Regions from separate parts of the Homo sapiens genome. Here region 2 is linked to region 1. Evidence: chromatin loops called from intact Hi-C (ENCODE). Cell type or tissue: A673. All regions are shown on one strand.

Region 1 (2,500 bases):
CCTGGTCTGGGCGCTGGCACATGCCCCCCACCACCCACCTTCACATCACTCTCTAGACACTCCCTGGACCATCCCCCTGACTCCGCCTTACAGCAGACTCTCCATCACCCTTATGGGACAGGGCAGGTGCTTGCACCTCACGTGGAAGGGGAAGGACAGAGAGAAGCCACGTGAGATACCGCACACCCTGGAGGGGCAAAGGGAAGGGAGACGCTTTGACCTGGTGTAGGTTTTCCATGAGGGAGGAAAGACAGCTCGGAATTTGGAGGAGAGGCTGCCTCCTCCTTGAAGCCCTGGTGTGAACTTGTGATCTGAGCCTCCAGCCTGGGCCCAGACCCTTCGCTGCTGTCGCCACAAGGGTGCACCTTCGTCTCAACAGCTAGGGCGCCCGGCCCATGCTCTGTGCTTTGCACACATCCCCTCAGTTCACAGTCTCCCCCAGTGAAAGGGGAATCATTCTCCCCATCTCCCAGGGGAGCAAACTGAGCCCCAGAGCTGTAGTCACATGACCACGGCCATAGGGCACACCAGGGACAGAGCCTATTCACGCCAGGGCTTTGGATGGCAGAGTCCGTGGTCCCTCCAAGGTGCCTGTGTTGGGCTCCCTTCGACACCTCTGTTTGGTGTCTCTAGTATCCCCCTCCCCCACCAGGCTGCAGCTATTTTTGGCTTGAAGGCACTTATATTCTGATTTGGGGACAAAGGACAATTTGTCCATAGGAACGAGGGAGGGTAGGGCACAGGAAGATACCTCCTTGGGGTGCTCCTTCCTGGCCCCCACTGCACCCCAACGCTCAGATCTGAGCTGCCACCCCCTGCTCCAGCAAATCCTCTGGACATGCCCCTCCAGGGCATCTCAGAGTGAGGCATGGGATAGCAAGGCCAGCTGCAGTTGGGGAGGATACAACCGTTCCCATGAGAGAAGTCACCACCCACTCAGGAGCCTTTGGGAAGGAGGTTGGGAAGGAGGGGATTAAAGAGATTAGATTAAGTGCGACAGGTGCCACAGTGACAGGGACCAGCCCAGCTCACAGCCATGAAGCCCGAGCCCCATCCCCCAGCAAGGCCTGCTCACCCCATTCCTGGGCCAATGGTGCCATCCTGTGGCCAGCTTCCTCCCTAGCAGCCTCAAAGCCAGCCATTCCGGCCCCATTCAAACCACATAATTCCACCGTGGTCATCATTTCACTACGTGTATCAAAACATCCCGCTGTACACCTTCACTATAGACAAGACAAAATAAAGACAGAATAAATAAATTTTTAAAAAAATTTCAATCCATAATTCCAAGGTCCAAGGCAGTCCCTGAGATGATTTTGCCCCGCGTCAGCAGTCCATTTCACAGATGGGCAAACAGGCTCAGAAAGCATCAGCCGAGGCACAGTAAAGGGTGAACAGGGACAGCAGGAACTTCAGAGTCCAACAGGCTCAGCTTCAAATTGCAGCTCCACTACGCCATGACTCAGATGAGTCTCTTCCCGTCTCCAAGCCTGTGTGTCATCTGTAAAATGGGGCTGATAACCATACTGGCTTCACCTCGTGCTTGTGAACTGTTAAGTAGCATGCAGGTCTTTGCCATCATGATTGTGTAGGAATGTCCACCTGTCTGACTCCAGGCCCCACCTGGCACCGTGCACAAGTTCAGAATCAAGTCTGAAACCACAGGCCTGGACCATGTTCACACTGCGCTCCTCCAGGGCAAAGGCCAGGGCACCCCCCACCCCCACCCCCTGCCAAATACAGCTTCCCGGTATGTTCCTCAGCACTTCTGTGTCTGCGATGCTCCCACACTTCCTTTGCCCCTTCCTTCATAGTCAGGCTCCTGTGAGAAAGTAGGGCCATGATTGCAGAAACAGACAGTCTGCTCATTGCTGGGGCCCTGGGGCCTGAGCCAGTGCCTGACACAGAGCAGGTGCTCAGTAAATCACTGTTGGGTGAGTAAATCAATGAATGATTTACTTTTGGTCCCCCCTCTCACATGCAATTACGCCATTATTCCTTTTTAACATCATATTCACTTGTCAATGCATGGCTGTACTAGGTCAGCTCAGTTAGCACTGTGGCTGACAGCACCTGACTCAGGAGTCTGTGAGATCCATTTAGTCCCAGCTCCATCGCTCACTAGATGGGGCACACTGACATGCTACTGAAACCCTCCATGCTTCAGTTTCCTCATCTGTAAAATGGAATGATAAATAGTAAATCCTTCATAGGATCACAGTGAGAAGTCATCAAATCAAGGTCTAGTCTATGAAAAGTGCCCAGAGTGGTGCCGGGCACATAGTAGGTGCTCAATAAACACTGGCCCTTATTACTGGTAGCTGCATTTGGCCTTGACATCTCCAACTCTTTGCAGCATCTTACCCTGTTTGTGTCTTGCCCTGTCCCTTGCCCTCTAGCCCTTCCCCCATCGTAATTACAGAGCAGGGGAGCTCACTGCAGAAGACGGGGTTCAGCCTCTGAAGCCCAACAATCCTCGGTTCAAATCCTGTTTGAGCAG
Region 2 (2,500 bases), 620 kb before region 1:
GAAGTCTTATGAGGTGGGTGGAAGAGAGTCAGTCTGCATTCTGGCTGGTGCTCCTGTCTCCGGTCCGGGTCCCTCCTGAGTTCTGGCTGCATCTGAGAGACCAGGGTCCTTATGCCAAACCCCCTCTTCTCTGCAGCTGAGCAGATTCTGTCACTTGTGACTCAAGCAGCCCTGATTCCCACGAGGAAGAAGAACTTCCTGATCGTCAGAGGGGTCCAGAGCCAGGTGGGCACTGACCTCAGAAGGAAGATCACTGAGGTCCATGGGAGGGCGGGAATCCCGCGGTGCTGGGGCCCAGGCCCTGCACCCTGGTGGCTGGGGTGTCCTAGGGCCTCTCTCCTAATTAACCTCCTCTCCGCTGTTTTCTCCCTCCTGCTCCATGTCCCTTCTTTCCTCATCTCCCACACCCAGCCCCTCCCGAGATCATCCATTCATCCCTTAGGCAGCATCTATAGCCCACTTGTGGCTGTTCATCCACTGGGCTGGCCACCCTGGGGACGCAGAGAGGGACAAGGCCGTGTCCCTGTCCTCAGGGAGCCTCCGGTCTGGCTGGCGGAACAGACACAGAATCAATCACAGCCCAGCCTGGCCAGTGCTGAGATGGGGGAAGATGTGGGAGGGGCTGGGGAGCTAGGGGCAGGCCAGGCCCTGGACATGGAGAAGGGGAGGACTTCTGAGAGGAGGTGGTGTCTATGCTGAGACCTGAAGGAGAAGTCGGGGAGCCAGGGGAAGAGGCTCAGGGGGAGAAGGTTACTGCAGCAGCCCAGCACAGGCAGGGCACTGGCAGAGAGGGGGAGCCTGGTGCCCTTGGAAACGGCAAGCAGTTCTGCTTGGCCAGGGCAGGGTGGGGAGGGTGGGGAGGTGTGGAAAGATGGGGCTGGGGTCCACCTGGGTCAGACCACAGAGGGCATAGGGAGGGCTATGGGAGGAAGTGACCTCTCTGTAAGCATGGAGGAGCGGGTGTTCCAAGAGGATCTGGGCTCCTCAGACCTCCTGAATAGCGAGGAGGGGAGGAGGCTTCTATCTTCCTCCCTCCCTCTGGCCTCCTCTCTCTCTCTCTCTCTCTCCTCTTTAACTCTTACTCCACCTAGATGAACCAGCTCAGATGCCACCCACTCTCCCCTCTCTCTGTCTTTCTCCCCCTCCTCTCCCCTCACTTCTCCTCTTTTGTCCTCTCCTTCGCTTATACTCCCCCTTCCCCCATTTCTCTCCCTCCCTCCTTCCCTCCCCATTCCCCTCCCTCTCTCTGCAGACCCCTCCCCACCTCCTCCCGGCCCCGCCCAGCCGCGCTTGTGAGGTCCTGCAGCGCCACCTTCAGGCCGCGGCCGGGAGCGGTGCCGGTGCGGGGCGCCCCACCAGGAGGAGGTGGCGGAGGTCCCGGGGGCCGCCCCGCCTCGCAGCCTGGGCTCTGCCTGCTCTGCGTCCACGCCAGCATAAGCCCCAGCCGGCTCCGTCTCCCCTAACGACTCTAATTACCAGCCAAGCTCGGCTCCCCAAGGCCCAGGCGCCAGAACTGATGACTTTAATAACAGAATCCCTTCCCTTTCACGGCCTGCTCCGGGGGCCGCTGGCCTGAGGATGCAGCGATCTCTGCTGTCCTGGGAGGGCGGGGTCCCACGGGGGTTCTACACCCTCTTACACATGGGGAGGGGGGGCTCAGCCAGGGCAGTGAGGGGAGAATCGCTTAGGGTGGCCTAAGAGAGCCTGGCGCCGCGCGCTTGTTCATCTATGGCAAAAACCGCAATAACTTTTGCACCAACTTAATATTTGATCGATGATCACTCAGGGACATCACCCTGAACTTAACGGGTCCTGGGACCAGACACCCAGAGATGAAAAGACAGTGGGGTACAGTTCTAGCGCTGGGTGATTGAAGCTACGACACTGGCCTGTGACAATTCCTGCGGGGCCCAGAGAAGGTGCTGGCACCCCGGGGGGGCTATCAGAAGCGTGAGGGAGGGGGCTCTGAACTGGCTTCAGAGTGGGTGGCATCTGGGCCGGTTCATCTAGGTGGAGTAAGAGTTTGCAGGGGAAAGACGATGAGAAGGGCATTCCAGGCAGGCGGCAGTTGCCCAGAGGCGTGGAGGCTGGAAAGAGCAGAGGCTTTCAGAGATGGGGAGTCCTGTGTGGCTGAAAATGGAGGGGAAAGGGGGGGTTAGGCTGGGGGACCATCAGGTGTCAGACTGGAAAGGACTCTGGGTGCTTTTTGCTAGCCCTGTATCTATATTCAGTACTGATACAATATAAGCTAATAGCAACAATCATACAAATTATTATTATTACTATTAATATTATAGCCACTAATACTTATTAAGGGCTTTCTGTCTGCCAGGTGCTCTCTCAAGCACTTTATGTCTATTGACTGAATTAATTTTTATGACAGCCCCATGAGGTAGGCACGATTGGAGAAACAGGCACAGAGACGTTAAATAACTTGTCTAAGATGGCTCAGGTACTGAATGGCAGAGCATCCTCTCTCCAGAGCCAGCTTTCTTTACTT

Evidence for each region. Peaks named below come from ENCODE experiments on the same cell type or tissue, not always from the same donor. Only the 100,000 strongest peaks of a DNase experiment are listed, where the experiment ranks them.
Region 2: it touches region 1 in a loop (7-fold over the local background); 12 of 110 quality-filtered maps call a loop at or near these places.

Annotation. Positions count from the first base shown.
Region 1 is chr1:30,707,191-30,709,690 of GRCh38, forward strand. LOC124903888 (a long non-coding RNA gene) reads right to left here. Exons shown (of 2, transcript XR_007065565.1): 2 at 1,256-1,501. Among named protein-coding and RNA genes, the nearest start is that of MATN1-AS1, 10 kb to the right of the region's middle. RefSeq lists an enhancer at 672-1,172. In A673, a CTCF peak has its summit at 1,118 (motif pointing left); a DNase peak (open chromatin) is centred at 1,051.
Region 2 is chr1:30,084,814-30,087,313 of GRCh38, forward strand. No RefSeq gene overlaps it. Among named protein-coding and RNA genes, the nearest start is that of LINC01648, 48 kb to the left of the region's middle. In A673, a CTCF peak has its summit at 1,309 (motif pointing left); a DNase peak (open chromatin) is centred at 1,268; H3K27ac peaks cover 1,333 bases.